5 separate regions of the Homo sapiens genome follow, and all the other regions are linked to region 5. Evidence: chromatin loops called from intact Hi-C (ENCODE). Cell type or tissue: dorsolateral prefrontal cortex. All regions are shown on one strand. Region 1 overlaps FOXP4 (forkhead box P4). Region 2 overlaps TFEB (transcription factor EB). Region 3 has its middle 34 kb from the start of NCR2. Region 4 holds the start of LOC112267957 (a long non-coding RNA gene). Region 5 has its middle 78 kb from the start of LINC01276.

Region 1 (4,000 bases), 170 kb before region 5:
TGTCCTCCCTTAGCCTCCCCCGCCTCGTCCCCATCCTTGTCTCCTCTTTACATTTCTAAACGGGGAAGAAAGCGGGTAGGGCAGGCAGCCCGTGCCCCTGGAGATCCCTCTCCCTCTCTCCCTTCCAACTCTTGCCACTTGCAACTGGCCCGATTTCATTACCAATTTTAATTTGCCTCTAATTAAATCCTGTGTATTTTTCCGACTCGCTTGCTAATCCACGAGGGAGGCGGGCGGCTGGAGTGGAATCTCTTGGAGCGATAATTACAAAGGGCCTAATCACGCCGGGGCTCCTGCCTCGGAATAAATTTGCCCGCATTACGGGGCTCCGATCCTCCGCTTTGCAAATGAGAATGACCCCAATTTCCGAGGATGGCCTCACCGGGGCTTTTTTCCCTCATTTCGAAGCCTGATTCGTGATGAGAGACTAATTCGTTACGCTGAAACATTAACGGCAATTTAAGGGGTCTGGCAGGGGCTTCGTAAACAAAAGGACGGGCCCACAACACGGGCCTTGGGAGGGGATGGACACGGGGAGGGCCAGCAAGGACCATCAGCTTGGCAGATGGCAGCTCTGTCCCTGGATGAACGGCAGCTGGCTGGGCCCACACCATGCCCGCTCCCAACCCTTCTGCCCTGGTCTGAGGTGGAAAGTATCTCAGGGTGGGAGCCAGCAAAGGTGAAGAAGGGAAAGAAGAAAGCACAAATAATTCGGGAGAGGAGCAGAGATGACCTGAGGGGCTGAGAAATGAGTGGAAAGTAGAGGTGGAAGGGAAGCAGAGTTGGGTGTAGATGGTGTATTTCCCAAGTAACATGAATGCATTTGGCTGAAAAAAACCAGAAGGTCAAAGTGGACCTCAAGCTGGATGGATTCTGCTGTGCCATGAGGAAGGCTCAGGCAGTGGCCTCAGGCACAGAGGCAGCAGCAGAACACTGCTAACTGGCAAAGTCACCCACTTAGTCGTTCACTTTCCCCAGCCCAGATGCTTCTTACTGGACCCTAGACTAGGTGAGGGGAGATGGGGGTGAAGAACTAGGAGGAACACACCACAGAGATGTGAAAGGCTGGGCTGGGCAAGGGCGGCAGGGTTAGAATATCAGGGGGGTGGCTTCAGGATGGTCACTGAGTAGTTTAAGGAAGTCACCTAAACCAGGTCACCTAACCTGACCTCAAGAGAAGAGAGAATTAGAAAATTGCAGCAGGGCATTACAGGTAAGACAGAAGGAAGGAAGGAAGGTAGGTGGCTTAGCAGTACTTTGCCCCCAAAAAGGAGGCTGTCTTATGGAAAGGAGGCTCTATATTACTACCCCTAAAGGCAAAAGATTAATATGCTTTATTAAACATTAGGTAATAATTATAATCATCCCTTATGTTTGTAGGACTCTATCATTTATAAAAACCTGGTATCTGAACTGACTTGGAGGTTGGAGACTGGACCAGGTGGTCCCAAGCAAGCCCTGCTGGCTCAGAAAGAGGGCAGGAATGTGGTTGGCAGAAAATGACATCACTCACAGCCAATTACAGCAGCTGTCCCAACAGCCTCCCAGCTTCTCTCCCAAGCTTTGGGAATTGGGTATGAGCATATGAAAGTCATGATGCAGTCCCTTCTGCTGCACTTAGCATAATCCCAGGGCAAAGGGTAGGCAGGCACTGTGCAGACCCCACCAAGTCCTGGGCGCTGGTGGGGAGGAGGGGTTCAGTAACACTTGTTGAAACCTAGTGGGATTGGGGGAGGTAGCCCGTTTAACTGCAGTTTCTTCAGTGGCCAGCAGGGGGACTCAAGAGCCAGGGATCCAATTAAGGTTCTGAGAGGGAGTCCTTCCCCGCGTCTAACCTTCCCTGCAGGGGCGAACACTCTCTCCTTCTTCCCCCCGCCCCGCCCACTCTCCCAATTTAGATATCACCTTCCCACCTTGAGACAGACAGACAGACACACACACACACCCCCCTTTTGGCTATAGAAAAATAAATGGCCTAGTACCCCAGCATCTGTCTCCCATTTTTCTAGAGTCCCCCTCTTGCCTGCTTCTGCTCTCCCAGGAAAACTTATGGCTGAAGGTGTTGAAATGACTAATTGGATGGAGACAATTATCTTCCTGCCAGGGATGGCAGAGCTGGGGAGGGCTGTGAGTGCCGTCAGTGCCCCAATGTGTGGTCCACGGCTCTTGGTCCATCCGTGTGTCTATACCTGCGCTTTCCTAGCCCCACCTCAGGCTTCAGAACATGTACCTTAAGCCAAGGTATCCAGACCCTTAGGGTCTCTGTGAAATTCGGCCCAGGCTTCTGTATCAAGCTTGGGCATTAGCAATTCCTAGAGGCCCTACCTCGTGGGGCTGGCGTCTTTGGGGCCCTTGGGGGTGTACCCTAGAGAAGGATTGCTTCCCAGAAAGGAGGCAGCACCAGGCTGGAAGGAAGGGATCATTAAAAGGTTATGGAACAATCCACAGCCCCTGCTGAGGTGGGCGTGGGCATGCAGCCCTGGCTGGGCCCTTGGGTGGCTGTTTCTGCAGGACTAATGGTTTAGGGAACTAATTGTTAGGCAGCCTTGGTCTCCATGGGATATGGCAGGTCCAAGGGTGACTGGGGCCCAGAAGGTGGAAGGGGCCTGCTTCACCTTCCAGGTGGCAGTGTTTCTGCGGAAATAGGCGAACATCCTGGTGAACCAGTTATAGATCTCATTCAGGGTCAGCTGCCTGTCAGGGGTTTCCAGGATGGCCTGCGGGGAAGGAACAAGCAAAGGGACCGTCAGCCTGGGCCTCGAAGGGTCACAGCCCTGGGTTCCCTCCCCCAGTACCTCTCCCTTCTGCCTAGCCCCGAGTTCACTTTGTGAGAAGACCTGCTCAGAAATGTGTGGATAACAAGATGGGTGGTGGCTGGTGGGTCCCCTCAGAGGGACAGGCTGGTTATAGCTTGGCCAAGGATAAAGAGGGCAGGAGCCTCCAAGGGCTATGTATTTGTACAAGAAGGATTGGAGCTGCTTCTGGAGAGAAAATGCCTTTAGTACCTGGCCCTGCACCGAGGGTGAAAGCAGTCAGTCCTGTCTTTCTTGGGAGAGATGTCCACGGGGTGGAGGCTGTTTGGAATTTATCCTGATTTTGGCAAAAGGTACCCTAAGCACAGTGTGTGTGTGACAGAAAGAATGTGTGTGAAGGTGTACATGCCTGTGTGGGTATCAGGGAGGACATATGTGTCGATGTAAGTTCATGCTTGAGTGTGAATACTATGTGAACATTGGTGACATGAAGATCATGGGCTTGAGGGAGGAAAGACAAAGGAGAGAGACGAAGAGTGACCCTGAGTCTATCATGGCGGGCTGTGTACGTGGAAATGAGCACATGAATGCCACGGTGGGTGTCAGTAAGAAGAACAGTGTGTGCACCCCCAGAGACACATAACCCTATGCAGCAGGCTGACAGGGCCCAGCCTGCAGGAGAGCCCCGCACAGCAGAGAGGGAAGACCGCCACGTGAGAGGGAGCGGGACAGCTCCATTGCTTGGCCCCAGGACCTTCCTGGAGGCAGGGGTGTGGCGGGGGCTGGGGGAGCAGCCTGTGTGCCATTCCCCACCCTCCTCCTACCTGCCCTGCTCACCTGGCGGATGAGGGAGGCGTAGGTGAAGGGGGGCCGGACGTCGGCGTTCTTGTAGAACTCATGATTCTGGGCCAGCTCTGGGGAGACAGGCAGAGGATGAGGTAGCCAGATATGGGGCTCAGATGGGAAAAACAGCCTCACGCTGCTGTCGCCCTGCAGCCCCCAGCCCACCCTCACCTGAGGAGATGGGGGAGCAGAACTTGTCACTGCTTCTCCGACGGGCTGGGCCCCCACCATGCAGGGAGGCAGAGCCCAGGCCAGGGGGCCGTAGAGGGGTGACAGGGGCTGCGGCCGAGGTCGGGGGGTGCACGAGACCATCTGGGAATGAGTCTGCTGCAGAGACGGTCACCTTGGAGAATGAGGAGGAGCCGGGGACCGGGTTCAGCTGTGAGCAACGGGGAGGGTACTGA
Region 2 (4,000 bases), 260 kb before region 5:
TGCAAAAGTCCAGGGAGCTGGAGAACCACTCTCGCCGCCTGGAGATGACCAACAAGCAGCTCTGGCTCCGTATCCAGGTCTGGTCCTGAACTTGGACTTCTTTGGTAACTCTGACCCTTAACCTGGCTCCTGGCCCTAAGGGGCAGTACTTGTACTTCTGAAGTTGGAGACACAGGAATAATGCCCATTAGGAAGGAGGATGTATCAGTTAGGATGTTTTGCTTTGGTAACAAACAATCCTCAGCATCTTTAAGCAACACATATCAGCTGGAGGTTCTGTTCTGTGAGACCCTCATTCTGGCACCCACGCTGCTGGCACCCAGCTCTCTGATGGCACATCTAGAGCTGGCTCTTAAAGCCATTGTCACTCTTAAGGTGCCACATGTCACTTCTGTTCAATGGGCTTGGCCAATGCAAGCACACTCTACAAGTACTCTAACCTCAAGAGGCAGGAAAATGCAAACCTATCATGTGCCTGGAAGGTAGAGAGCTGGAATCATTTGGTGGGTGGCACTAGGAATCTCCACAGGGCCAACCTAAAGAACCAGGAGCTTGGCAGAGTCAGCCCTACCAGCTGGAACTGAGAGTTCTAGTCCTGGCTCTGAGTTGAGGGCCTCTTGTCCTCTTTAGACCTGAGGCTGGCCCTTTACACAAAGGGCAATTGGACTGCACCTTGTTTCTCTTTCTTATGGTAGATGACACAATTTACATTAAAATCTAGCACACACAGGCACAAAGTGAAAAATCAGTTTCATGAAGTAACGCTCCCCTCGTCCTTAATAGATGCAATGCATTCTAATAATTTCTATTCTAGTCTAGTCTAGACAAGTCAATTTCAATTAAAAAAATAGAAAGCTGGTCAAGACTCACTACGGTGGCTTCACAACCCACTAATGAGTTACGACTTGTAGTCTGAAAAAACACTGGTCTAGACTCTAGAGCTACCCTATGCTTTCTTCCAGCGGAAACACTTTGGGTCTTGGGTGCCGTAGGGCAGGGGCAAGTGCTGTGATAGAGGCCCAGGGGAGGGGTCCTGGTGGCTGGTGCCCATAGGTGTGTTCCCCAGCCTTCTGTCTGCTCCCCTGCAGGAGCTGGAGATGCAGGCTCGAGTGCACGGCCTCCCTACCACCTCCCCGTCCGGCATGAACATGGCTGAGCTGGCCCAGCAGGTGGTGAAGCAGGAGCTGCCTAGCGAAGAGGGCCCAGGGGAGGCCCTGATGCTGGGGGCTGAGGTCCCTGACCCTGAGCCACTGCCAGCTCTGCCCCCGCAAGCCCCGCTGCCCCTGCCCACCCAGCCACCATCCCCATTCCATCACCTGGACTTCAGCCACAGCCTGAGCTTTGGGGGCAGGGAGGACGAGGGTCCCCCGGGCTACCCCGAACCCCTGGCGCCGGGGCATGGCTCCCCATTCCCCAGCCTGTCCAAGAAGGATCTGGACCTCATGCTCCTGGACGACTCACTGCTACCGCTGGCCTCTGATCCACTTCTGTCCACCATGTCCCCCGAGGCCTCCAAGGCCAGCAGCCGCCGGAGCAGCTTCAGCATGGAGGAGGGCGATGTGCTGTGACCCTGGCTGCCCCTGTGCCAGGGAACAGGGGCCGGCCTGGGGGCTGGGAGGGCCAGGGGCACCTCCCTCCCACCCTTCAGGCTGCACTGTGTGTGAAGTAGCCACCTGCCCTGCCTCCCTCCTCCCCGTTGGCCCCTGTTTGGACTTAGTGCCTGTCTGGCAGCCTGTGGGGTCAGGAGAAGCACCCCCAGGGCAGCCCTCTTGACTGGCGCAGTGGGAAGAGGCCTTCAGCCCCTCTCCCGGAGATGGAATCGCGGGGCAGGGAGGGGCAGGGTGTTCTAGAGGTGAGAAGAGGGCCTGGTGGAGATTCCCTGTCTTCTGAGCCCGAGCCCCTCATTACCAGTGAAGGACATGCTTGAGGGGTTCGGGAAGCTCCTCATCTGAGGCAACTGGTCCTGGGGGTGCTCAGGCCTGCCTTTTTGGGACTCAGATGGCAGGAGGTCCACCCCGCAGCCTGGTCCTCGGCTCTCCCACAGGTGGGCACCCCCCACTTTGGTGCTAATAGCTCTCCACCAGGTGGTGTGAGCGCGGGGGCTGCCAGAAGCGGGAGGGGTCACTGCCGGAAGAGCAGCTGCCCTCCGACCCCTCACTTTGTGCCTTTAGTAAACACTGTGCTTTGTACTTGCTGGTCCTGTCTCTTTGGAGTGGGTCTAGGGCTGACAGCGAACGGGAGGATTCAACCCAGCGGGCCCCCTCCAGAGTGCGGATGCTGCCTGAAGGGAGTCGGGGTGGGGGGTACAGGGAAGAGGGAACACGCTTGTCACACGCCTCAGCCCTGCCCGGGGAAGACGAGGGGTTTGGGTGCTGAGGGGGGCACGGTCCCTCCTCACGGCCACGAGGTGGCGCTGCGGCCACGCCGGTTCCACACCTCCAGCGGCGGCCGGAGCGAGACTAGTTGATGTGGCGAGAGGGTTGCTCACAAACCAAGTGCGCCGCCCTTAGCTGCTTATTTGGGGCACCCTGGGCCCGGGGTGGGGGGCATGCTTCTTCTGTCCCACCCCTGTTCTGGGGGTGACCTCCCCAGGTGGGCGGCCACCCGGCTTGAGAAGCTGTAGCTGGGCGCTCTGGAGGCGGCGCTCGCGCTCTGTCTGCCAGACGGGCTTCCCGGTAACTGAGGGGCTGCGTCCTGCTAGGGCTCTGGGGAAAGGGACCCCCGTGAGCTAGACAGGGAGGAGATGGGAGTCCAGGACGGCGCGTGGGGTGTTATGGGCCCGGGTCCCCCCGCCCCGCTCTGGCTCTGGCAGCGAGGCCTGGGCGCGGCCTTTCCTCCGAGCTGCAGTCCTTGGGCCTCTGCTTGGAGACGTTGGTGTTTATGACCTCGCCTAGGAGGGGGACATGGGCTGGGGACAGTCAGGGTTCGACTGGCGGCTGCTCGAGCCCCGGTGCCTGGCGGGAACAGGGAGAGGGCTTTTCGGGCTTCATCCAGTTCCCCTCTGCTCTCCACGGCCGCTTCAGGCAGAGACCAAAATGGCTCCCCGTCATCGCCCTGAGAGGCTGAAGGGGCCTAATTTAAAAAAAAAAAAAAATCCCGGGATGAAAATGGCTAATAGGGCAATTTCCTCTGTGCCGAACGGGAGATCAAATCAACGTTGAGCAATTAGCGTGCGAGGGGAGAGAAGGAAAATGGGCCGGGCGGCTGGGCGCTGATGGTGGCCGGGCTGGCGCAGGCTGCAGGATTAATCTCAAGGTCAGATGGAGCCGGGGATGACCTTGTGGAGCCTGAGCCAGCCGGGGCGCTGGCGCCTCCTCCTAGTTCCAGGTTCCACCCCACCACCTGGGACTTACCCATGCCCTGGAAACCCCTCTGAGCCCCGTCTGGGTCAAGCCCTGAACTCTGTGAGACACCTGATTAACTAGGCTTGGCCTGCCTTGGCCGGGGGATGAAGGCTCCGGGAAGTCCCAAGGCCGGTCCTTCAGGCCCCTGAGAAGTCTCTCCCGACCCCACTGGCTCTTCCACTTCACCCTGGGGATTGACCTAGTGGAGTGGAGGGCTGCCCACCTGCTTCCTCTCACAGCCCTTCAAGATCACGGATAGCCCTTCCTGCCAGCAGATGTCTGCTAAAAAGAAATAAATATTTAAAACATTTTTAAAAAGGAAAAAAAAAAAAAAAGAAAAAGATCACTGATATCCCCGCCTCCACCTGCCTGCTGCTTTCCTGCCCCTGGGCTCCTTCAGCCTGGCCACTACCTCTGGCATTGGAGTATGGACTGCATATTCGACAGGACAGAGGGTGTGAGTGGGGTTCTGTCCACAAGAGGGTGCCCTGGGCCAGGACTAGGCAGCTGCCCGCCGCGGCTGGTGGGGGTGGGGGAGTCTCAGCTTCATTGTACATTCCAAGCTGTCTGCCTGGGTGGCTCCCATCCTGCCTGGGAGTCCTGCAGTCCTACCGATTTGGCTGAGGCCGGCCCAGGAACTACTTCCGGTATTTCAA
Region 3 (4,000 bases), 56 kb after region 5:
GTCTCTCTCTCTCTTTCTCTCTCTCTCTCTCTCTCTCTCTGTGTGTGTATGTGTGTGTGTGTGGGGGGGGGGTGGGGGTTCCTACTGCCACTCCAAGAATGGGGAGAAAGCAATGAAGAGATGAGCTGCGCCTACGGTCTGTGCTCTGGGCCCAGATCAGACTTACCTGCTGCCGTATTCTCTTCACCACAATGAATAGCAGCAACAAGATGATGCTGAATGCCACACAGTAGGCACAAAATAAGCGCACAATACATATTGAATTAAATTTACCAACAGCTGTCACTATCACGATCCTTCCTGAGTCTCCACAGCTTGTAGATTAATTAAGTCATTCACTCATTCCACAAATACTTAGCAAGTACCTATTAAATGACTGAGCAACAGGAAGACAAGATCCCATCCCTCAGGGCGCTTATACATTCCTGGGTCAGAAAGACAGGAAACAGATAAACACAGTCACACAACATGGTATCAGGCAGGACAGCCCTTTGTGCTGTGAAGGAAAGATGAAGTGGGCCAGAGAGGAACTTGGGGAGGAGACAGAGACCCAGAAGAGAATGAGCCATGCAGACTTCTGAAAGGGCAGGGTCCCCGCGGAGGGAACTGCAAATGCAGTGGCCTAAGATGTGGAAAGTGCCTGGAATGGAGCTCAAAAAGGAGGAGAGAGGGTGGAGGTGAAAGGGAGGGTCAATGGAAAGTCAGGAGGGTCAGATTCTGTAGCGTTTTGTAGGCCATGATGAGGGAGAGAGTGTCTTGAATTATATACTAGGTGTGATGGGAAGCCAGTGGATTTTTTTTTTTTTTTTTAGATGGAGTCTCACTGTCTCCCAGGCTGGAGTGCAGTGGGGCAGTCTCGGCTTGCTGCAGCCTCCACCTCCTGGGTTCAAGTGATTATCCTGCCTCAGCCTTCCCAAGTAGTTGGGATTACAGGCACCCGCCACCAGGCCCGGCATTTTTTTAACAAAAATTTTTTTCAGTAGAGACGGATTTCACCATCTTGGCCAAGCTGGTCTCAAACTGCTGACCTCAAGGGATCCTCCCATCTCAGCCTACCAAAGTGCTGGGATTAGAGGCATGAGCCACCGTGCCGGGCTGGAATATTTTTTTAAAAAGAGAACGATGTGGGTCAAGTGTGGTGGTTCATGCCTGTAAACCCAGCACTTTGGGTGGCCGAGGTGGGAGGATCACCAGCCTGGGCAATCTAAGGAAATCCCATCTTTACAAAAACTAAAAGGTTAGCAGTCATGGTGGTGCGCATCTGTAGTCCTAGCTATACTGAGGAGGCTCAGGTGGGAGGATCGCTTGAGCCCAGGAGGTCAAGGCTGCAGTGACCTGTGATTGTGCCACTGCATTCAGCCTGGGCAATGGTAAAACCCTGTCAAAAAATGCAATTTTTGTTTTCAAAAACGATAAACAAAGACTAGAGAATTTAATTTATCCATGGGTTTCAGGTTTGAGTATATATATTTTTTTATTTTTGAGACGGAGTCTTGCTCTGTCGCCCAGGCTGGAGTGCAGTGGCACAATCTCGGCTCCCTGCAACCTCCGCCTTCCGGGTTCAAGCGATTCTCCTGCCTCAGCCTCCCGAGTAGCTGGGACTACAGGCACCCACCACCACGGTGGGCTGATTTTTGTATTTTTAGTAGAGACAGGGTTTCACCATGTTGTCCAAGCTGGTCTTGTACTCCTGACCTCAGGTGATCCGCCCGCCTGGGCCTCCCAAAGTGCTGGGATTTACAGGCGTGAGCCACCGCGCCCGGCCCAGGTTTGAGTATTTCTTAATCAATGATCTCCAAATGTTTCCCAGTCCAATGCGTTAAATATGAACGCTTAGGCAAGATTGCTCCGGAAGGCCCGGGAAATACTTGACCGGCTTATGCCCCTCCCACCCCTACTTTTGAGGAAGGTGCCCGGAATGGGACATGGATAGGGTCCCGGAATTGGCCTTCTCCGGAATCGGAATCTGAGCGAGGACTCCGGGATCCCCAGCCTGAGGACCTCCGGCGTTTCCACTCCCTGGCTCCCCGTCCCACCTGTTGCCTTTGCTATGCCTACCCTGGTTCTTTTTCGTGCTATGGAGACAGCGTGGGCAACTCCAGCGCAAGAAGGTAAGATCCGGTGTCTCTCTGGCGCTCCAATTCTGGCGCTCCAATTCCGCTGCTCCTTAGGCGGAGGAATTCTCTCCTTTCCCCCAGTGAGTCTAGTTGTGGGCAAAGCAGGCTCCGTGGTCCCACACCGCCTCCTGGTGGTTATGAAGGATACTGCAGCCGGGGTTGATACAAGATACAGAACTTTTCCAGCGCCGACAGGGGGCGCAGGAAAAGGCTTACGGATTGCCTGGCAGGTGCCAGGTGTTTTGCACGGCGTCTCACTTACTTTATTTAATCAATAGAGTAACTCCAGAAGAGAGAACTGTCATTTCCCATACTATCCAGATAAGGAAATTGGGGCTAAGAGAGGCAATGCACTTCGATTAAGAACATAGAGCTAGTAAAATTGCAGAGTGATTCTCTCACATTCACACCATCTCTTGGTGCACAGAGTGTGAGAAGAGTAAAATATTGGCTTCCATCCTAGGCCAGGAGCTCTCCCTCTCCTTGGCTCTGAAGAATCATCTAGAAAATACCTTTAGCTGATGTACTGAGCTCCCAAATTAGTCTCTGGGAATGTTCCAAGGTCCTTTCTCATTCTCCATTTGAGCCCATTTCAGATGGGTTCATGGGCCTGCAGGTTGAGACCGGTTCAGGGACAGCTGGGAAACTCTATCATGCATGTTGCATGGATGGGGAGTTAGAGGTCTCTGTCCTTTCTCTGGGATTCAGGCTCCTTGAGCAATCTTATCCCTGAAGGTGAAGAACAAGGTGCTTTGTTCTGAGTGGGGCACTCCTGCGACCTCAGATACTCAGACAGAACAAACGAAGAGCATGGAATGGGTGACCACACTGAGTCGACCTCAGTTCTTCTCCATCTTTAATCCCAAGGTCAGGAGACCTCTGCTTGGCATAGGGCTCTTTCCTTCGTGTTTCATTTTCATTAATTAATTTAGAGGAGTGCAGTGACACAATCATGGCTCATTGAAGCCTCAAACTCCTGGGTTCAAGTGATGGTCCCACCTCATCCTTCTAAGTAGGACTACAGGTGTGCACCACCATACCCAGCTAATTTTCAAAATCTCTGTAGAGATGGAATCTCGCTATGTTGCTTGGGCTGGTCTTGAATCCTAATTCCTGGCCTTAAGCAATTCTCCAGTCTCAGCCTCCCAAAGTGCCAGGATTAGTGGCTTGAGCCACTGAGCCCAGCTGGGCTCCCTCTTTATCAGGCATTGGAAATGCTCAAGCTGCTTTTGCACCTGCAGTGGTCAGGCTGGGGAAAGGTCTCTGGGCAGAGCCCCTCCCCTTCTCCTGCCTGAGATTCCACCCACTCCAGTGCAGAGCTGAGAACCATTCTCCATCCTCTGCTGCTCCCTAGTGGGCTGGGATGCAGCTGTCACTGGTCTCCTTCCCACTAGGCTGCGGCCACTTTCTGCCTTCTCTCCTTCCTTCTCCAGAGGGATGCTCCTTCTAGAGACAGCAGGTGTCCTGGAAGAGAGATGTGAAACTTCGGGAAAGATCTGGCTGCAGAACATCCTGGAATTGTGTCCGCATAAACCCAGGGTCATTGCCCCCACCAAACGCTGAATGCCCTGTGAGGAGCCAGAGGAGCCCCCATTTAGCGTGATGGATTCATATTTTAAAAGTAAAAAAGACAGACACAAAATGACTTTGACAATCAATTTTTAAAGCTGTTAACTTTTAAATAATTATAGATTCATAGTGTCCCAATCCATTTGGTGTTGCTGTAAAGGAATACGTGGGACTGGGTACTTTATAAAGAAAAAAGATTTATTTGGCTCACAATTCTGCTGGCTGGAAGATTGGGCATCTGGTGAAAGCCTTAGGCTGCTTCCATTCATGGCAGAAGGCAAAGGGGAGCCAGTGTTTCCAGAGATCACATGGTG
Region 4 (4,000 bases), 80 kb before region 5:
TCTCCCATCTCAAAGAGGAGGACACTGAAGTCCAGAGAGGGTAAGCGACCTGCTGGGTCACACAGTAGAGGCTGGATAGAAACCAAGGTCTCTAACCCTGTGTGGCTTTGTGGGTCTGCTAGGCAGACCTAAACAGTTAGGTCTGCCTGGCTGCACAACCAGAAAAGCAGGCTGGTTCACCAGGACACTGTGCTGAGAGTCCATGGCACATTACAAAGTCTCTACTTGCTCCTGGGGGGAAACATCTCAAAGGCATGATATAGTCACTATTTTCTGGGGATGAGGTTGAGCACTGAGCTGTATTTCCATGGAAAACAGAACAAGGAAAAACTAGACCAAATGCGGAAAGAAATGGAGCCCTCTGTTACCGAGAAAGAGGGCTGGGGCAGGGAGCGCTCTTAAAACTCAAGTGAAGCTTGGGCACACTGGCAGGCCTTAGTTTCCAGAGGCAGAGATGGAAATGATAATCATACTTACCCCTCTAAGTTGTGAAGATTAAAGAAGATGATGCAAGTGAAAATGGCTTATAAATAGGAAAGCAGTACACAAATGCTAGTAATGATCTTTACAGCAGCGGCCTGGTAAATACTTGTTTTGCTGCTGGGAATAAATTGTATATCACCTAGATGTCATTACCCAATTCCGGACAACTATACCATTGTCCTTCAAGCCGTTGCAGCCTACTGTTGGAGCGAGAGCCCTGGTTTTGAAGTCAAGCCTGAATCTGCACCTCAGCTCCACCACCTGTGCACGTGTGTGACTTTGGATAAATCATGTAACTCTCTCAGCCTCGAATTGTCCATCTGCAAAACAGGGACACATGCCTACCTCATAAGGTCATAATGATTTGATGAGTTGGTAAAAATGAAAATATCTATAATGGTGACTGGCACACAATAGTTACTCAATAAACATTAGCAATTTTTTTCCTGTTCCTCAACAGTTTCTAACTTTGGATAGTTTGTTTGCTGCGTAGTTTCTGTCTCTCTTCTCCACTAAAATGTAAGCTCTGCAGCACAAGGACGTGCCTGTCTTGTTTACCGCTGTGTTTCCCAGGCTGGGCACACAGTGTGCTACAGATATTTGTGAAATGAATGAGTGGAAGTGCAAAAGCACGTTTTTAAAGGATGGGAAGGAACTCTGACAATGTGAGAATGCTCACATTGGATCAGCCCCAAGGGGGACCCGGAGCTGTGCCAAGAACCCTATTAGGGGTCAAGAGAGTTGGCCTCTGGTCCTAGCTCTGCCGCTCAACTGCTGAGCCACCTCCGGGCAATTTGTTGGCCTTCTCTGGCCCTCTTTGTGTTTCCTCCAGAGCGTGGGAGCCCTAAGACTCCAGGGCTTCCCTCTTAGAGGCTGACCTCCAAGGAGCTCTGGCCAGCTGGGAAGTGTGGGATTTCGGGATAATTCAGGGACTAAATGAAGAGAAAGGAGAAGTGGGAGAGGATAAAGACCGGGAAGGAAGAAAAGTCAACGCGTGGCTGCGGCGCTGGGCAGCTACGGGTGGGGGTAGATTGGGGGAAGGCCGCGCTGGGCCAAAGCACGGAGCTGCTGTGCGCTCCCCCAAGCATGTCTCCGCCGCGGCTGATGCGCCCGAGCCTCCGCCTGCCCCTCCCTTCCTTGAGCGCCTCGCCAGTTCCCGCCGTCACTGACTTTCTGACTTCTTAACTTGTCAGCAAATCCCAGAGTTAAAAATGCACACGCACCCCGGCCAGCCGCCAGCAGGGCCGTCTGGCCGAGGCTCCAGATGTGGGGCCACCGCGCGGGCCGCCCGCCCCGCCGCGCAGACTAAACAATCGGCCTTGGCCGTGAGCGCAGCGCAATTCCAGATGCCGCGTCCCTCGCGCCGCGCGCTAATTGGGCCGCGGGCGCGAGGCTCTGTCAGCGCCAGTAAGGCCCTGCCCAGGGCGGCCTTGGCCGGGCGCCCGCCCGCTGGGCTACCTAAGGCGGGGGCAGGGTGGAGAGATGGAGGGGAATAGTGGGGCGGGGGGGGGTACGAAGGAGGGAGAGAGAGGAGGGAGGAGAGGAGGAGGAAGACGAGGAGGAGGACAGAAGAAGACACAGTGAGACAGGCCACGAGACAGCGTCAGCTTGAGACAGAGAAACACGAAGAGGGGCAGACAGAAAGGGACAGAGACATTCTCAGAGAGATAGCTTCAGAGACAAAGAGAAAGCCAGAAGCACTGAGCCATATTCAGATTCAGAAGGAGACAGAGAAGGTAGAGAGGGAGAGAGACCACAGAGATTTGGAGTAACAGAGGCAGGGCAGACTGACACGAGAACAGAATCAGGAGAGACCAAGACAACGAGAAGGAAACCAACGTGGACGCGGCCGGGAAGAACGCAGGCGGTGGGAGCACAGGAGACGCTCATGTTTACCACCGGGTCGCAGCTGCCTGATGGGTGTCTAACCCCTTTTGTTTTATAGTACCTCCTCCCTTTACATTCTCACTTTTTATCATTCTTCCTAGACCCGGGCGAAGCCGGGAACTGAGCCCACCCGCGCGGTGATCCATTCCTAGTCTGGCTGGGGGACTGCGTAGAGAAGGAACCTGAGCCGTCGAGATTTCACTCCTAAGCCTGGGCTTGGGGACAGGGGTTCGCCCTGGACACTGCGGGAGGGTGCGGGATGGGGCTCCGTGGGGATTTGCCTAGAGGCAGGGGATGCCCCAAATGACCCCTGTAGGGCCCGCCCCCAGGCAGCCACCTCGGCAGCACCCTCCTTTCCTATGCGCCCTGGGGCCTCTTCAGCTCTAGAGACAGGAGGATGACTCAACACAGGTTAGTCAAGACCCAGGGCAGGGAAGCCCACCGGGGACCACCCGGGGGAGCCCCCCAGCCTCGCGTTCTGCCCCCGCTGGGAGGCCCGGGCGCCCCGGGGGTGAGGGCGGAGGGCAGTGCGGCGGCCCGGCGGCTCTTGGCGGCCCCTCTCTGACAATCTTTCCTTTGTTTGTTTTCTTAAATCTGGGAGGCCCGAATTCCTGCCGGATTCCGTAGGTTTCACTCAGGAAGGAGGCGCCCCCACCCCCACCCCCTCTCACGTCGGACTCGGCTGCAGGGGGAATGGCAGGTTCTTCCCGGAGGCCAGCGGCGCGCAGCCCCACGGCCCGGGCAGGGCGAGCGGGTGCCCGGCGCGGCGGAGAGTCCCGGGCGCCCTTCCCGCGCGCGCCACCGCGCAGCCCCGCCGGAGGGCCGCGGGCAGCCTCGGCAGAGAAAATTACAAGAAAAAAAAAATCAAACCAGGAGCGCTTTAAAACACACAAAGAGTAGCCCTCCCTCCACCCAGCTTCATTCCACACCCCATCCACCTCTCACACTCCCCCACCCCTTTTTTATTTTGGTCTCCAAACTTGAGCCTCATTAATTTCCAAAAAAAATTTCCCCCAATAAAAGGCAAACATGGAAAGAAAAACAAACTATTAGAAAATAGAGGAGGGAGGAAATGTTATTTAAAAGGTTAGCAGACCGCATCATTTTCCAATGATATTATATACTCCCAGCAGTATCCAAAATATATATGGGCCCTGGGCCAAGAATGTAAAAAAACTTTTTTTTGAAAAAACCCTTACTTAGACACAACATCTGGACCGGAGAGCGAACAAACCCCCCATTTATCACACTTAATCCTCCAATGAAGCAATCGACAGTTGACTTCTGTTTTGCTAATTTAGTTGCTTTCAAGCGCCGGCCCAGTCCAGACCGGGAATTAAGTGTCACTTGCGGAGGGCCTGCCCTGCCCCCGGCCGTCTTCGCTCCCTCCCGCGCCCAGGCTCTCGGATAGGGAAAAAAGGCCATTAATGAAGAAAGAAACTTTTTACGAATTCCCTTTACCCCCGCCCACTCGGGTCAGTGAAAACCTCGACTGTGACCTAGCTCTGTCCCCCGCCCAGTACCCGACACCCACTTCCTTGGCAGCCACGCCCCCACCCGCCAGCTGCCTCCCCCCAAGACTCGGTGGAGCAAGGCCTCAGCAGGCACAAACTCTTGCAGCTCCAGGAGG
Region 5 (4,000 bases):
TCTTTCGCTCCCCTTCTCCCCCAGCTTTCTCCGCCCTGCCTCCATCCCTTCCCTGCAGGCCCCCAGGAGGCTGAACTGCGAGGTTAAATAAATATCTGACGGTGGCTCAAGGAAACAGTCAAGACCGTTGCGAGAGAAGAAACCCAGACCTCGGTGGAGATCCGCTCCTAAGCCCAGCAGCCCCCACTCCGGCCCAGTTGCATGCTGAGCCCTTGGCCCCCTCGGGCCTCACCCAACTTCCCCAAGATAGCCAGCCCCCTCCAGTACGGCCCCTCTCCTCTGACCTCCTCCAGCTCTGGCGCTGGTAGAGCTAGAGCTAGAGCTAGAGCTAGGGCTAGGGTAGTGCGCTCAGGGTTACCGTATTTCCTCTTTGCGTTTTAGGTTTTGAGCGCAGGTATTTAAATTCTCCAGCCCACGGGAGAGTACTCTACGTACTGTGAAAAGAACTCTGTTGGGAGTCGAGAGATGTGAGATTTTGGTTTTGTTCTCTTAGCTCTACTATTAATCTTGCTCCTGACCTGCAGATCCATAAATCCAGTTTCCTACTTCACCTGGATATCTAGCAGGCATCTCAAACTCAACTTGTTCTACTTGGAAATCCTGATCTCCACCCCGGTCCCCCACCTGTCAGTCTTCTCCATCTCAGAAAAGGGCAGCTTCATCTTCCCAGTTGCTGGGGAAGAAAATCTTGGAGTTATTCTCAACTCCTCTCTTTTTCTGTCATCATTCATCCAAATGCCTTAGCAAATCTTGTTTATTTTGTCTTCAAAATATGTCCAGAATTTGCTACTCTTCACCACCTCCTCACTGAGCTCACTGTTCCAAGCCACCATCGTCTCCTGCTAGAGTAGTGCAACACCTCCTAGCTTGTCTCTCTGCCTCCCTTCTCCCTCTTAGTCTGTTCTCAACAGAGTAGCCAGGGTTGTCCCTTTAAAACTAAAGTCAGATCATGTCCCTATTCTGCTCAAAACCTCCAATAGCAGTATATCTCACTCAGAGAAAATGTTCCTTACAAAACCCTAGTGATCTGATCACCCCTCTGCCCCTTCTTGTCACCCTTCACCTCCTCCTCATCACTCTACTCCAGCCATACCTGCCTCCTAGATGTTCCCTGGGCAGGACAGCACACTCCTGCCTCAGGACCTTTGCACTTGCTGTTCCCTCCAGATTCCTACAATGGTCTCCTCTCTGCTGAGGCTTTCTCTGACCAATGTCCCACCCCAATGCACACACCAGGCTCTCCACCTCCCTTGCCCTGCTCTGTTTTTCTTAGTTGCGCTTGTCATCATCTAACCTGCTGCATATTTACCTGATGATTTGTGTATCTCCTTCTGTTAGATTGGAGGTGCTGTGAAGACAGAGGCTTACAAAAAGTCTCAGCCCTTAGAACAGGGCTTCACACAAATAGGCACTCAGTAAGTATTTGTTGTAGGAATGAGCTAGTCACTTTCCCTTCCTGAGCCTTACTTTCCTCACCTGTGCAAGTGAATTGGACCCATTGAAAGTCCCCCTCAGCTTTGAGTCTCATGGTAAGGGATGAACATTGTGAGAAGGTGAGAGGGAGAGGTAGACAATGGCACAAAGCTGTCAGTTAGCTCTGTGTTGGAGTGGAGCAATGCATGGCAGAGAAGGCTTACTCCAGGGAGGCCCAGAGGGCCCACATATTCATTCGTTCATTCATTCATACATTCATTCATTCTTCACTCATTCAAGAAGTGTCCCTCAAGATCCCTGGTGTGCTCAGCCTGGGGCAAATCCATGGGGGGCGGGGGGCGGGGACATGTAGAGTAAGACCTGGGCCATCAACAGCTCTGCCCCATGTTGGCTGTGTGTCCCTAGGTGAGCCTAGGATCTCTCAGAGACTAGGCTGTCTCACCTGTAAAGGTCATAGATAATTTCACCTGCCCTACAGGACTCACGAATTAGACTGAGTGTCAAATGAGATAATCCCACCATACATACTTAAAGTGTATGACTGAGAAACAAGAATGAACATATACATCAAGATCACAGTCCTTTGAGAACTTAGAGTATGGTCTTTGTAGCTTAGAGCCCTCTCCCTCCTATTTTCGCCTGGCTGTTGATGGGGTCCCTTGGGACTGACTGAATTTTATTTTTCCCCAGCCTTATACTTGAAATTGGCTTCCTTTCTGACCCCAGGCATCCAAATGAAGGCTCCCCCTCGTGGCATTTCCTGGAATAACAGGTCTCTGCACCTACTGAGCCTAGAGATGGTCAGCTAAACAGCACAGAAAGGAAGCAGGAAGAGGCCAGAAGAGAGAGAGTCTGAAGACTTAGGAAAGGGGCAGAGCAAACCTGCAAAGAAATGCTAGACTGGGAGGGACCTGGGACTGCCTCCTCACACCCCGTTTTACAGATGAGAAGCTGAGGTTCAGGGAAAGGGAGGTTAGAGGCAGGACTGTAACTCAGGAATCTACACACTCCTGTGCTGGTTTCTTTACCCCAAGTACCATAGGCATTTATACAAGTCAATGAGCAAACAGTATAGATGACAAATTCCCTCTACATCTGGCAGCATCCCCTGAGGGCCTCTGACTATGCAGTATTTTCTCCCAGGACGAAGATTCCCAAATGTCAAAGACAGCATCCGGAGAGGCTGGTATAACTTCAGATCTAACCTATTTCAGAGGCAGAGGTTAAAGATAGACAATTCACCTGGATTTTTCTCTTCTTACTGGGGTATGGGTGCAGGGGTGAGGGTGGGCACACAACTAAATCCAGTCCTACTTAGAGATCCAAAATGACCAACTCAATCAGAGGGATGCGTGTGTGTGTGTGTGTGTGTGTGTGTGTGTGTGTATGTGGTGTTACAATTGCAAGTAAGAGTGCCTTATAAAGTTTCTTTTTTTCACCTGCATCTTATAATTTACTCCTCACTGCTAGTATTAGCCATTTCAGAGATGACAACAATGAGCTACCAAAGGACCAAGTGATTTGCTCAAGATCAGAAAGAATATTAGGGAAAGACCAATGTAGTGCATACAGAAGGCACTCAATATGTACTCAATCACCTATCCATAAGACTTCTTTGTTTTATTGAGTTGACTTTGGGAGGAACTCTTCCCAATCTGAGGTTGCTTCCCACTGTGCGGGAGATTCATCCTGCCTTCCTTGGATCCTGGCAGCCTGGAGGGGCCTCTGGCTCTCTATTTAAGGCAAGCGGGGAAGTCGGGCATGACCACAAAGAATGTAGCAGCAGAAGAGGGTGCAATGATGGGGTGGGCAGGGGAAGAGACTACTTGCCTCAGTTGAGCTGAGGGGCTTCCAAATAGCCTCCACTGGCTGGCTGATGGGAGGCCTGGTCTTCTGATCACCCTGGGGAGCTTGGGACCACTATGAAAATACGCTGATGTTGTCTAGGAGCCAGGAGTAAATCTTATTGTCCTATCCCCTTGATATATCAGCAGGGTGCTCAGTAGGTGGAGGAAATCCTGGAACTGGGTTCTGGTGCTTAGGTTCAAGTGCTTAACTTCAAGTGTGACCCTGCAGTTGTTGTAGAGCAGTGGTTGGGAACACAGGCTCTGGAGCCAGGCTACCTGGGCTCATGTGCCAGCTTCCCACTTAATATATCTGTGACCTTGACTGCACCTCTTGGAGCCTCAGTTTTCTTATCAGTAAAATGGGGAATCATAGTACCTACTCAAAGGATTTTTGGATGCATTAAATGAATGAATCACATAAAGTATGTAGGAAAATGCCTGGCACATAGTAACTGCTCAGTAAATGTTATTGTTAGGAAAGACCCTTCTGTCTGGGTTACAAGATCATTACCTGTATGGTGAAAGAGATTGGGTTAGATCAGTTTTTTAGTTGCAGGGGCACAGCTCCCTGGAGAAGATTTTGTTTTGTTTTGCAGGAAGGGAAAAACTATAGAAAGTAAAACTTGGTAAAACATTCTGTTGGTGCAGCTTGCAGAAGATTTCACTGTTTTCCCAAAGGGGCATGAGTTTACAAGATGGATTCACAGAATTGGAGCATC

The links. A loop is a pair of places that touch in the nucleus more often than their neighbours do. Peaks named below come from ENCODE experiments on the same cell type or tissue, not always from the same donor. Only the 100,000 strongest peaks of a DNase experiment are listed, where the experiment ranks them.
Region 1: it touches region 5 in a loop (6-fold over the local background); 89 of 110 quality-filtered maps call a loop at or near these places.
Region 2: it touches region 5 in a loop (3-fold over the local background); 45 of 110 quality-filtered maps call a loop at or near these places.
Region 3: it touches region 5 in a loop (2.4-fold over the local background); 34 of 110 quality-filtered maps call a loop at or near these places.
Region 4: a loop joins it to region 5, with 2.2 times the contacts of the local background. A loop is called at or near these places in 14 of 110 quality-filtered maps.

The regions. Positions count from the first base shown.
Region 1 is chr6:41,589,938-41,593,937 of GRCh38, reverse strand. It overlaps FOXP4 (forkhead box P4), which reads right to left. Exons shown (of 17, transcript NM_001012426.2): 11 at 3,768-3,975; 12 at 3,591-3,667; 13 at 2,616-2,717. Among named protein-coding and RNA genes, the nearest start is that of MIR4641, 6.8 kb to the left of the region's middle. RefSeq lists an enhancer at 1-959. In dorsolateral prefrontal cortex, CTCF peaks have their summits at 1,555 and 1,761 (motif pointing right); a DNase peak (open chromatin) is centred at 1,767.
Region 2 is chr6:41,682,167-41,686,166 of GRCh38, reverse strand. It overlaps TFEB (transcription factor EB), which reads left to right. Exons shown (of 9, transcript NM_001271944.2): 8 at 1-77; 9 at 1,089-2,189. The coding sequence ends at 1,568. Among named protein-coding and RNA genes, the nearest start is that of MDFI, 46 kb to the right of the region's middle. RefSeq lists enhancers at 2,446-2,625, 2,646-2,725, 2,260-3,085, 3,086-3,912 and a silencer at 2,342-2,636. In dorsolateral prefrontal cortex, CTCF peaks have their summits at 2,426 (motif pointing right), 3,619 (motif pointing right) and 3,824 (motif pointing right); DNase peaks (open chromatin) are centred at 2,436, 3,336 and 3,816; H3K4me3 peaks cover 1,793 bases; H3K27ac peaks cover 4,000 bases.
Region 3 is chr6:41,367,332-41,371,331 of GRCh38, reverse strand. No RefSeq gene overlaps it. Among named protein-coding and RNA genes, the nearest start is that of NCR2, 34 kb to the right of the region's middle. RefSeq lists enhancers at 1-93, 1,373-1,873 and a silencer at 535-735. In dorsolateral prefrontal cortex, CTCF peaks have their summits at 2,075, 2,278 (motif pointing left), 3,262 and 3,462 (motif pointing left); DNase peaks (open chromatin) are centred at 1,777, 2,251 and 3,471; H3K4me3 peaks cover 555 bases; H3K27me3 peaks cover 1,378 bases.
Region 4 is chr6:41,503,028-41,507,027 of GRCh38, reverse strand. All of the region lies in intron 2 of LINC01276 (long intergenic non-protein coding RNA 1276), which reads right to left. LOC112267957 (a long non-coding RNA gene) reads left to right here and starts at 2,027. Exons shown (of 3, transcript XR_002956346.2): 1 at 2,027-2,781. RefSeq lists enhancers at 1,104-1,603, 2,081-2,180, 2,884-3,631, 3,632-4,000 and silencers at 1,631-1,710, 1,741-1,900. In dorsolateral prefrontal cortex, no CTCF peak of the experiment used is centred here; DNase peaks (open chromatin) are centred at 1,639 and 3,931; H3K4me3 peaks cover 2,761 bases; H3K27ac peaks cover 1,667 bases; H3K27me3 peaks cover 513 bases.
Region 5 is chr6:41,422,850-41,426,849 of GRCh38, reverse strand. No RefSeq gene overlaps it. Among named protein-coding and RNA genes, the nearest start is that of LINC01276, 78 kb to the left of the region's middle. RefSeq lists enhancers at 174-253, 2,276-2,495. In dorsolateral prefrontal cortex, CTCF peaks have their summits at 1,974 and 2,183 (motif pointing left); a DNase peak (open chromatin) is centred at 2,189; H3K4me3 peaks cover 63 bases; H3K27ac peaks cover 1,917 bases.